Regions from separate parts of the Homo sapiens genome. Here region 1 is linked to region 2. Evidence: chromatin contacts called from ENCODE Hi-C or POLR2A ChIA-PET data. All regions are on one chromosome and are shown on one strand. The core of a region is the stretch at or near the end of the contact, and the rest is flanking DNA. Distances in the headings are between cores, read along the strand shown. Region 1 overlaps ARHGAP29-AS1 (ARHGAP29 antisense RNA 1). Region 2 has its middle 53 kb from the start of GCLM.

Region 1 (6,614 bases), core at 3,426-5,925, 300 kb after region 2:
GGCTGCAAGGTGAGAAATGCTTTAGATCTCTTCTGTGAGTCCATGAAGGCAATACTGCTTGGCAATCTGACTTCTAGTAACTTCCTCCTGGGTAATGACTAAGAACCAAGAGGAGGTGAAAAAGAGCTCCATTCGGGAAAAATGACTAAAAGGTAAAACAAGCCTACTAAAAAACCAGAACCTAAGGAAATGAGTAGACCGGTAGGCAAGTGGTCTTATCCAGACCTTGGAGTTGCTTTGTGAGTCAGAAAATAGAAGCATAGGATGTGGGTCAAGGGACAGTGGATTCCAGAAGGACCCTGTGAAGATGTTTCACAGAGAGCTGGCATTTTAATTTACACAGCTTTTCTTGAACACCAAGTCAGTGAAATGGAGCTGCCAGATGCCAATAACAATGTTGTATTCATGAATCAGTATTTGAAGTGCTATAAAAACTGAAGGTGGTTTTTGGTAGTGGGGACAGGACTTTGGGGAAGAGGAAAAGACAAAGGACATAAAGATCACAGCTTAGGGAAAATTTCTTGAGAACAAAGTAGACTACTGATTTATCTAACAATGTGTTATAGGTTGAACTGTGTTTGCCACCCCCACGCCACCAAATTCATATGTTAAAGTCCTAACACCCAGTACCTCAGAATGTAACTATATTGGACATAGGGGCTTCAAATGGGGTACTTCAATTAAAATGAGGTCATTAGTGTATGCAGCCCCTAGCCAATGACAAGTGTCTTTACAAGAAGAGGTGATTAGGATGCCAACACACACAGAGGGAAGACCATGTGAAGACAGGGAGTGATGGCCATCTATCTACAAGTTGAGAGAGTCCTCAAAAGAAACCAACCATGCTGACACCTTGATGTCAAACTTCTAGCCTCCAGAACTGTAAGAAAATGAATTTCTGTTGTTTAAGCCTCCCAGTCTGCAGTACTGTGTTATGGCAGTCCTAGCAGAGTAACACATAAGGCAACACTATTTAAATGACAGGACTTAAATAATAACAGCACTGATGGGTTCTAGTTGGATCCAGGACCATCCTCTTCCCTTCCCTGTAGAAATGTTAGTCCACCTGTGGCTGCAAATTGCCATTATCCAACTTGTTAAGTGCGGCATTTCTTCCTAATATTCACAAGTCACACAATGAGTCAATATCACTCCTACTCTGGGGTGTGGCCCAGGATAAGGCATCACATCCATTGTAATACTGTCATTAAAATGAGAAGGCAGGATGTTTACAAGCCTGGTGTTCTGTAAGTAAAGAATTTTCAGTGGGAGGAGATTGATTCGTTTCTGCTCAGAGTTGAAGGGATGCCCTGGTCTCTTCATTTGTATCTAAGAGAGGAAGAGTTAGTGTGGCAGTTTTAGGGATACTGTTGCTGCCATTGCAATTGGTATTGGTGGTTAGTTAATAATACTAATTCCATCACTGTGCTTGGTTTATAATATGAGCTCAATAAGCATTAGCTTACTTTTCTATTCTTTTTTGGTTCTATAACATTTCACAGTACACAAAGCTCTGCTACACACATTAACTCAGTCTTCAAAACAAGTCTGTGAAATATGAATTATTGTTATCATCCTTATTCAGCTACTAAGAAACCTGTATCTCAAGGAAGGTGAACTATTTACTCAAAATTACACTACAAGTTAATAGAAGAGATTGAACTCAAAGCAAGGTCACCTGTCTCCTCAAGCAGGACTCTCTCCGACATACCCACCAGCTCTAGGTAGTTAGTTCTATTCCTCTCTGTATGTTTTAAATAATCCATTTTAATCAAGGAATGACTTTCTGTATTCATCAAATATTCTTGATAATGAAGAGCTTTGATATTTATTACACAGATTGTATCTACCCTACAAATATTACATGAATAAACACTTTGCACATACAAATGGGCAGAGAAAGAAAATGCCCCCAGAACCCCTTCATAAGTTACCTCCCTTCTACTGAACTTGGGTCAGAATTTCTTAAGAATAATTGTTTAGAAGATACTTTCTCTTACATAAATACAGAGTTCCAATTTAACCAAAACCAGAAATAGATTTAACAGTACTAATCTTTTTTTTTTTTTTTTTTTTTTTTTTTTTTTTTTTTTTTGAGACAGAGTCTCGCTCTGTCTCCCAGGCTGGAGTGCAGTGGCGCGATTCTCGGCTCACTGCAAGCTCCGCCTCCCAGGTTCACGCCATTCTCCTGCCTCAGCCTCCCGAGTAGCTGGGACTACAGGCGCCCACTACCACGCCCGGCTAATTTATTGTATTTTTAGTAGAGACGGGGTTTCACCATGTTAGCCAGGATGGTCTCGATCTCCTGACCTCGTGATCCGCCCGCCTCAGCCTCTCAAAGTGCTGGGATTACAGGCGTGAGCCACCGCGCCTGCCCAACAGTACTAATCTTTATATATTCTATGGTTTACTTTTTATTTTACTTCGTGTATGTTTGTGTGTGGGATAGGGAAGTAACATTGCTCCTATAGGTATATACTTTTCAGGTTTTTTATGCTAGACTTAGAAGCAAACTTTTTAAAACATAATTCATTCATTGGATGGAGGCTGTTTGAAAATTAAGAATTTTCAAAGAATTGATTTATGATCCTCTCAAACCAATCCTTTTATGATTCAGAAGACACTTCAAGAATCTTGGCTGGGCCGGGCATGGTGGCTGACACCTGTAATCCCAGCACTTTGGGAGGCTGAGGCAGGCAAATCATGAGGGCAGGAGATGGAGATTATCCTGGCCAACATTGTGAAACCCCGTCTCTACTAAAAATGCAAAAATTAGCTGGGTGTGGTGGTGCACGCCTGTAGTCTCAGCTACCCGGGAGGCTGAGGCAGGAGAATCACTTGAACCCTGGAGGTGGAGGTTGCAGTGAGCCGAGATCAGGCCACTACACTCCAGCCTGGCAACAGGGTGAGACTTTGTCTCAAAAAACAACAAAAAAAAGAATCTTGGCTGGGCACAGTAGCTCATGCCTGTAATCTCAGCACTTTGGGAGGCTAAAATGGGAGGACTGCTTGAACCCAGGATTTTGAGACCAGCCTGGGCAACACAGGGAGACCCTGTCTCTACAAAAGTAAAAAAAAAATTAACTGAGCATAGTGGCACATGCCTGTGGTCCCAGCTACTTGGGAAGCTAAAGTAGGAGGATTGTTTGGCTTGGGAGGTCAAGCTTGCAGTGAGCTGTGATTGTTCCACTGCACTCTAACCTGAGTGACAGAGGGAGATCCTGTCTCAAGAAGAAGAAGGAGAAGGAGAAGAAAAGCTTCCAATGTATCTATGACACATGTGACATTATCCTAATGATATATGCTCTATAACAGCAGCAAGGACTAGTTAATAGGCACTGGATGATGACAGAGTGTTGCCAACATTGTATAGGTAGTCTGTGCCCTATTGGAAATCTTATCAGAACCCCTGAGAGCACCTGAATGAAGTCCAGCATATGCACTGATTTGATAACTCACTCCATACCTTTTCCTTCTTAGAGAAGGAAGATGATGATAGAAGCCCCGATCAGGGATGTTGGATTCTGGTGTTGGAGGACCAAGTATTAGGTATGATATGACAAAGTATTAAAATAGAAGCTCAAAACTCAAAACCCTAGACAAACAGAGAGACAAGACCTCCTGCAGGAAGTATCCATTCCTACTTACCTCCAGACCACTGGAGTCATGGGTAACATGACCATTCCTAATTTGCCCTGGACAGTTTCAGTTAACACTAATTGTTCAGGTAAAATTATTGATAGACCCTTCTCTCACTCTCAGAAGTGTGCCAATTTGTACATTACAGTAAATGTGCCCTCTAGTCATAGGAGAACTTATGCTCAGTATTACCTGGTCTCTCAATTTTTTAAGCCAGGAATTTGGATTTTTATAGAACATTTCTGAATTTTTTAATGTGGACAATAAATTCCAAATTTTTAAAATTGTCCAGGCCAAATAAAAATCATGAGAGGTGGAATCTGGCCTGAGAGCTGCCAGTCTGTCATCTGTAAGTTAGAAACTCTAGCTGATACCACAGTGTTCTTTGCCTTCCCTCTTTGGAGACCTTAGCTCTCATGGGCTGTTGAGAGAGGGTCTTAGGGGGCTCCCACAGGGGAAAGCCTTCTGCTTTAGGCAGTTCCAGTGGTAATCAGGGAAGGGTCCAGGAGACAACAGGCCTGATAGGGGCAGTTTAGGCCAGTTGTTCAAGGCCTTAGTAATGATTATAACTAGCGCTTCCTATGTAGTAAGGTCTTACATAGATTATCTTATTTACTCTTCACAATCACCTATAAGGAAGATATTATGATCTCCATTGCTCTAACGAGGAAATTGAGACTTAAAGAGACTAATTAATATGAACAAGTTCACCCAGCTAGTAAGTGGCAAAACCAGGGATCTGAACTCATGTCAGACTTGACTCAAAAAACCCACATCTTTATCCTCTGTGTCTGCTGCTTCCCACTGTAGAGAGATCAAGTTTTTCTTTCCCTTGTGGTGTTTTTCATTTGGGTGAGTCATTTTTGAGCTCTTGTCACCATGGAAAATCATAAAGTCTTGACTCTGAGTCTGCAAGAAGATATTTTCTTGCTTTCATTCAGGTATGTAGAACACAGGCCAAGTGGTTCAGCCCAAATCTCTAGAACAAGGGTGGGTGGGGACAGGCAGTGGGGTTTAGGGCCAAATTCCCAAGTAGTCATAAGGAGTGTTCTTTTACTAGGTGTCTGTCCCTTTTGCCTAGATTCCTTGGAACTCTGCCAGTGATGGGCAGCTGGTCAAAGATTTGAGATTTCACAATTCCAGTCATCTCTGTGACCTGTATCCATTTTAGAAATACAAGTAATGAATATACCTCATCCAACAGAGACTAGGAAAAGCATAGAATTTTTGTTCTAGTATTAATTTGACCAAAGATTGGACATGTTGTAGTGGATCAAATAATGTCCCCATAAAATGCATGTCTTCCCAGAACTTTAGGATGTAAGCTTGTTTGGAAATAGGGTCTTTGCAGATATAATTAGTTCTAATGAGGTCATAGTGGATTAGGGTGGGACTTAATCCAGTGACTGTTGTCCGTACAAGAAGAGAAAACAGAGACACAAGGGGAAGATACCTGTATAAAGGAAGAGGTAGAAATTGGAGCAATGTACCTGTAAGCCGAGGAACACCAAGGATTGCCGGCAACCATCAGAAACTAGGGAGAAGCAACGAGGGATTCATCTCTAGGGACTACAGAGGCAGCATGGGCCTGCCTTGCCTCCAGAACTGTGAGAGAATCCATTTCTGTTGTTTTAAGTGATGCAAGTTTGTGGTAGTTTGTTAAAGCAGCCACAGGAAACTAATACACATGATAAAGAAAAAAATTTAAATACTAAAATGCCCTTTCAAGATGGAACAGGAATCTGTGTTGGAAGTTTAAATTTCAAAGCTCCCAAGTCAAAAGTTCAGAGAGCATTTTCTGACTCACTGTTGGCCGAAGAATGAACTTTTCAGAGAGGAAAAGTGTCCTCCCTGCATAATGCAAAAGTCTCTACGGAGTTTCTGTAGAGGACCAGAGGCATTCCATGTGTTGATTCAAAATGGCTTAGTTCTGATCTAATCTTGAGCAAGACTTGCTTGTGTTTAGGAAGTCCATCTACCAATGTCTACCACCATTTGCCACGTCATCACAAGCCTAAAATCTGTTATGCCTGGGATGAGCCATGGACATTCGAGTGTGCATTATATGGTAGCCTTTTCCCATTTTCTGCCATGTTTGCCCTGTCTATCTGAGGGGCTTCTGGCTCAGTTTCCCTTTTGAGACTACGATTCTGACAACCAAACCAGCTTTCGTTTCTCTAAAGACAGATCCCTTCCTTTCTCTTACCCCCAGAGGGGCCCTGCCTCAAATCTGATGGACTCTCTGCATTGCAGAGGGATTTCTTACACTTTCAATTTTGGAATGCCCATAGCAACTCTGAAGAAAGCTGGTCACAAGCTCCTATATCCCATCCTCAGCTGATTCAATCAAATTTGGGTATCTGGTCCAAGAGCAGCTCGTCTGTAGGCCTGTCAGTGTTCTATGGAGTAATCTGGCAAGGAAGCTTTACTTAATGAAGGAAAGAATAATCAATAGCACTAATAGGACCTTCTGTCTTGGAGAGTTTAAATAGAATGCTTTGTAGGGGTATGGGGGACTTGCTGTTGGTAGTAGGTAGAGAGATTGGAAAGACACACAGAAAAAGAAACCATGTGATAGCAGGCGCCATTAGTGAGCTGAGGCCATGAGACAAAGAAAAATGAAGGAAGTTGGCTGGTAGTGGCAGGAATAGTCAAACAGAGACAAGAACAGCTGCATCATCATAAAAGTGGCAGAGCATTAAGGCAGCTGATGCTGGTGTCTGAGGGCCCACAGGATAACTCAAACTGCATTGTGTTCTAAAGCAGCTTCTATCTTATAAATTATGTTCTGGTCTCTGTGAGGCATAGCTGTGCAGCTGTTGAGTGTTTCCTGACTTCCTTACAACCTCCTGTGTATCCCTGCAATGCCACCTTCCTAATTCTGCACCCCCATTAACTAAGGTAAATGTGTCTCTGTTCTTGAAACATTAAAAAACCAGGCCATGAAACCACCATCTCCACTACCGAATTCCATC
Region 2 (5,762 bases), core at 503-3,002:
GATACCACCTGGCAGTTTCTGGGAGCCATGGGAACCAGGGAAGGCTTTATCCCTCCTGCTCCCCACGCTGATTTTTCTTCTGAAAACCACCATTTTCAACCATCACAGAAGCCTCCTCATGCCATGGATTTCTACAGTGCCACCTTGGTGATCTCTCTAAACTACAAATGAATATCTTTTGCCTCGTTTGAAAGCTGTTTCTGTTTTCTATGAACAAGATGCCCCACTTCCCCTGTCTTCCTGGTGACAAGCTCATCCTTGGAAACGCTACATAGATGTCTTTTCTTCTGGGCTGTTTGATTCTCCCAGTGACTCAATCTGTCTCCCTCCTCCCTCTGGTTGCGTAGCTACCCTAAAGGTCCATTAAGTTAAGGGCTTCCCATCTGTCTTCTGTACTGGGTGGTGAGTGCTGGGATAGTGGTGGTAGTGGGTTGGTGTTTGCTAACTCTGTCCAGCACGCTGCCTAGCAGCTAATAACAGAAGCTCAGTTAATACCTGTTGACTTGAATATGCAAACAAATCATCGCATCCTAGTAATCCAGAGAAGATGGGATATGCTGTCTTCTAAGTAGGCATCTTAGAGCCCCCCAGGCAGCTACAGATTGGGTGTCCCTAATCTGAAAACCTGAAATCCAAAATTCTTCAAAATCTGAAATTTTTTGAATGCTGACATGACTCTCAAAGGAAATGCTTATTGGAGCACTTAGAATTCTGCATTTTTGGATGAGGCATGCTCAACTGGTAAGTGTAATGCACACATTCCAAAATCTTAAAAAGTCTGAAATCTGGAACACTTATGGTCCCAAGCATTTAGAAGAAGGGATACTCAACCTGTAATAGCCACTGCATGGCTTTGTCCTGCCCTGTTTCTGTGTGTATTCAACAGGGTGACCCTCTTCCTCTCATGTCCCATCTACTTTCCATCATCCACCCCTTCCACATCAGTAAGTGTATTTCTCATACCATCTACATGTCATTGAATTTGGAGTAAGTAGACCTAGGAACTTACACTGGCTCTGTTAGCAATTAGTTGTGTGACCTTGGAGAAGTCATCTATTTTTTTCTCAGCTTCAGGTTTTCCATCTGTAAAAGGGAAGAGTGGTTATTAGACTAAAATTAGTAGTTTTAGATATGTTCTGGGGTTAGAAGGCAACAATATTGGGGCCTAGTCCCTGCGTTCAACCAGAATAGTTCTGTCATGGTGTGTTTTATTTACATATCTTGGTAATATTTATTTTGAACAAAGCTTTCAAAAGGTGTTTGAAAATCCCTGGCTTTGATGAATTATAAAATCCCTTTCCTCCTATTATCTCAGGAACCACAGTTCCTCATTCATTAATAAAGAACAGGCTTTGCTAGTCTTCTGAAAAGGATTATTGCTTGCTGGGAAAATTCCTTCCCCTTTAGTTTTCTTAAAATCGAAATTTAATCATAGGTCCCACTGCTTCTCTGAACTGGCTTGGCATGTAAAACCTGACTTGCTTGTTTGTTTGTTTTTAGAGACAGGGTCTTGCTCTGTCACCCAGGCTGGAGTGCCATGATGTGATTCTAGCTCACCACGGCCTTGAACTCCTGGGCTCAAGAGGCCCTCCCACCTCAGCCTCCCCAAGCACTGGCATTGCAGGTGTGAGCCAGCATGCTTGGCCTCGTTTCTATTTTTATTGTCTTTCCAATCTTTGCTCTCAGTTTATGCTGAGATTTGATAGCTGATCATAAAACTCAGCTCTGTGGGGATGTCATCTTGGAGATAAGCTGCTACTCTAAGAGGCTGGAGGCAGGCCTAGGCTTGCCTTTTGTGAGGTGAGTGGGAAGAGAAGTTCTGGGCATTGGCAGGATTCATTTGAACATACATCATTTAAAAAGCATTTGTTAAAAAACTAGTATGAAAACTAAAATGCAGTGCATTTGAGTATAAAAGGAAAAAGAATTTATTGGGTGCCTCCCACAAGCAATGTGCTGTGGTGAGGAGTAAAAAACAAAGACTACACTGTGTTTTCTCTTCCAAAATCCTCAGACCAAACATCTTCTAAGAAGCCATTAAATTAACCTAACATTTGGGGTTCATAAATGTTTGTTTCCTGTTGAAAATAAAAAGAGAACTGTGAGCCATTTTGACCTTGCTGGTAGAGCCTTCAAAGATGGATTTAGTTCAGACTTGCTCTCTGTGACCTAAATCTGCATTCTTTGCAGTTTGTACACTAATAGTTCAAGGATAGAAGGCACAGTACAAACTTTGTAATAACTGTTATTAGTGACTGAATTGCTGTTTGTTTTATTTTTTTTAAATGAAGCAAACTCATCAAAGAAAGCATGGACTCTTGCCTTCATGGTTTTGCAAGTACTGTTCCTTCAATCTGGAACATTCTTCTTCCTGTCCTTGCATCCCCTTCCGATGGTTAACTGATTTCTAAAGTCCCTGTTTAGAGTGCGAATCCTCTGGGAAGCCCTCCCAAGTCTGAGTTATGCAACCCTCTTGTGGTCTCCTAAAACATCTTGTGCTTACCCTTGTACATAGAGCTTACTGAGTACTAACCATAGATGTACTTTACCTATTTGGATTCATTTTATCCTCTCATCATGATAAGGTAGGCCCTGTTATTATCACCATTAGATAGAGTGGAAACGAAGTTGCGTAGAAGTTAAGTGACTTGCCTAGGGTCACTTAGCTAGCCAGTGTTGGAGCAGGGGAGTCTAGCTCCAGAGTGCATACTCATAAATGTTCATGTACTCTTGGCATCCTGGCATTTCCAGTACCAGAACAGCCTTGCTGGCAGTGTTTTCCAGGCCTAACAATTTGCTTGGCACTTAGAAGGCATTAGTGTATACTTGTTGGAAGAGTAGATGAAGCGTGACCCTCACCTCCAGGAACTTTCTGTGTGGTGGCTTGGTCACAGAAAGTTATGATATGAGGTCAGAGGCAGAGATTTTAGGAGGCTTGAGGACCTGGGAGGAGGGAGAGACCCATGCTGCCTGGGGGTTGGGGGCTGGCTCCAGTGTGCTTAACTTTCCCGGACAAGGAGCTGGTGTCTCAGCCGGACAGTGACCAGCCTCTCTGGTTGTGTCAGGACAACCTGGAATGTCTCTTGAACTAGTCACCCAGATAACCTCAATTTTAAGAGAAATATTAAGTATTTGATTTGTAGAAGCCTATTAAAAACAAAAACATTTTTTTTTCTCAGTGCCAAAGAGAGAAGAAGTTAAACTTGCCATCTGAACAATGGAATTCCCAAAGCACAAATAAAGAGCAACTTCTTTTGTAAAAGGATTTTGAGTCTAAAGAGCTTGTCTAGAGGAAGCTATCATGAGCCACCCACATTTGCAATGCCCCTGGTGTGGAAGGGAATAGAATGTCAGCAGAGGTTGGCTGAGAGAACCACAGGTAGGACACCATGCCTCCCTGAGGATGGTAGCCTGAGTTCTGGTCCTGAGGCATTGATGAGAGCTGCCACAATTCACAGGTGTCCTTAACAGCACTCATTCATACATGTTCAGATAGGCTTTAGTTTAGAGAATAGATATATTACAGCAGGGATGTCAGCACATTTTGCTGTAACCAAGTCTGTGCTTGGTCTTTCGCTGTTTCCTGAACATGCCAGACTCCTTAACTGCACTTGGGTTTCTTGCCTCTTCCGCTTCCCTTTCCCCTGGGTCCCTCCCAATCCTTCTCCCTCTCCCATTGAGCCTTCCCAAGTAACTCCACTGCTCACTAATCTCCCAATTTTTGGAAATGCCACAGTCTTTCTAACTTGTAACTTCATGGTTTTGCAAGTGCTGTTCCTTCAATCTGGAACATTCTTCTTCCTGTCTTTGCATCCCCTTCTGATGGTAAAGGTGGTGTTATCTGACATCAGATTGTGGAGTTTAAGGTCTGCTTCTGACGATTTTTTGGACATGCCACTTAACCTCTCTGAGCTATCCATTTCCCATAGGTAAAGGGGACATGAATAACAGTTTCTGCGGCATGGGGTTGTTATAAGGATTAACTGAAGAAATGCAGGTAAAGTGGTAGGCACAGTGCCAGGCATACACCAATCCCTGTGGGCCAGTCCCACAGAACAGGGCCCCACCTTCCTTTGCTCTGGGTCCTGATGGTGTCCCAGCAGTGGCTTTGGAGTTGGAGGTGGGCTTGCCATCCACCACATGCAGCAAACACAAACAAAGTGATGTTGAATTGGGGCTGAAGTTACTATTCTAGAGTTTATGTGGCTGGGTAATGGGGAGGATCCTCTCTGGGCTACAGAATAGAATGTGCTTAATCACTGGCTTATTTGTTAACCAAGTCAGGGAAAGTTTGGCTAAGGACCCTAACTTACATTTGGGGTTGTAGTCTTTACTCACCCTATTGCCCGCCTCATCTGAATCCTTTAGATTTGTAAAATGCCAGAAATCGAAGCCAACCCAAACAGAACAGTAGGGTTTATTGGCCCAAAACTGGCAGGGGGACCCGGGACCAGCCTCTCCAACAGGTGACGTCTATTATCACGCGTCCTGAAGGCGCTTCCAGCTTCCTGGTACTCAGTCCTCCCACTGCTGGCTGCAGAGATTTTTTTTTTTTTTAAATAAGGTTAAAAAGTAACCCTTCTCACCATGAATAAGCAAAAACACTGAGGCAGAGGTATTGCACGCTCAAAGTGAGTAACTTGAATTTCAGCTGCCAGATTTCTGAGCTTACTGCCAGGGCAGAAAGAAACAGCAGATCTGAGCTGTGGGGATTCTTGGGCTTTGTATTTGCCATTACGGTCAGAGACAGGCCAGTCTTTGCTTGTGGATTTTTATTTGTACACTTCTGAGCTCTCAGTTGTTTAATCCAAAGTAGCTGGAACTATGGGGTAGTAGATGGGTGACACGACAAGACATGAATTCTGTGTGTGGGATTAGGATTTGGTCTTGATATAAGCTCAATTACAATGGTTCATGGGGAAATTAAAAAAAAAAAAACATAAGCCCTATTGTTCTGGGCCCAAAATTTCCCGGCTGTGAACAGTTGTTAACATTTGCTAAGCTCTTACTGTGCACTATGCAGGTGCCATGCTGCGTGTATGACAGTTATTGCTTCACATAGTCCTCATAGCAACCCTTCAAGGTGGATGTTAGTCCTATCTGCACTCTATAGATTCAAACCGAGATTCAGAGAGGTTGGTGACTGGCCCAAAGTCAAATAATTAGAAAGTGGCGGAGCTGGGACTTGAACCCAGGTCTGACTGATGCCAAAGCCTGTGCATTTAATAGAATAGAGGAAAAATCTCAACAAACCCTCTCCTTTCCCACTACCTCAGTTAGCTCAGTGGGAATAGATTGCTCCCATCTTCCTTATAACATAGTTGGCAGCCTCTCAACTCCAGCATCTTAGGAAAGGGGCATGGGTTTGCCTCCAGAGTTCAAGTGTTGGGGAGGGAGGCTGAGGCTGGTGACACAGCACAGCACCACAGGGCTGGTTATTGCCTGGTCTTGGCAAAAATAAGGTCCAGACAAGATCTGTACTGTGGGAAATGAGGTGTGGGGAGGCATGTCTCTTTCCTGTCAAAGGAAAGGTAGCTAGCTGCCCAATATAGATATCCTTGTTTGTAAAAAGCACCAACCACAAGGGTCTTCAGGGGATTTTTGCCCTGTGACTCACAATATGAATGTATGATGCAAGGCGAGTTTGTTTTAGGTGGGAGGATTTGGGTTGGGCTGTCTCCAGAGCTGAGGTCAAGGTTGGGTGTAGCCCAGCCTATGTGCTTTTCAGATTGGCCAGCTTTTCTCTTACCTTCCTACTCCCA

The links. A loop is a pair of places that touch in the nucleus more often than their neighbours do. ChIA-PET counts read pairs that join two places held with the same protein, here RNA polymerase II (POLR2A).
Region 1: a loop to region 2 is called in a map of PC-9, with 4 times the contacts of the local background. The contact joins two enhancer-like sites. A Hi-C loop is called at or near these places in 1 of 168 maps with a recorded cell type or tissue (PC-9). POLR2A ChIA-PET finds 5 or more read pairs at or near these places in 2 of 52 experiments (PC-9 and activated T-cell).

What each region holds. Positions count from the first base shown.
Region 1 is chr1:94,254,481-94,261,094 of GRCh38, forward strand. All of the region lies in intron 2 of ARHGAP29-AS1 (ARHGAP29 antisense RNA 1), which reads left to right. It also overlaps a transcript of ARHGAP29 not described here. Among named protein-coding and RNA genes, the nearest start is that of ARHGAP29-AS1, 9.9 kb to the left of the region's middle. Within about 2 kb of position 4,676, at least 13 of the 41 ENCODE cell types and tissues checked have a DNase peak (open chromatin) inside an H3K27ac peak, as active enhancers do; they include PC-9, where a contact is called at or near this core.
Region 2 is chr1:93,959,244-93,965,005 of GRCh38, forward strand. No RefSeq gene overlaps it. Among named protein-coding and RNA genes, the nearest start is that of GCLM, 53 kb to the left of the region's middle. Within about 2 kb of position 1,753, at least 5 of the 41 ENCODE cell types and tissues checked have a DNase peak (open chromatin) inside an H3K27ac peak, as active enhancers do; they include PC-9, where a contact is called at or near this core.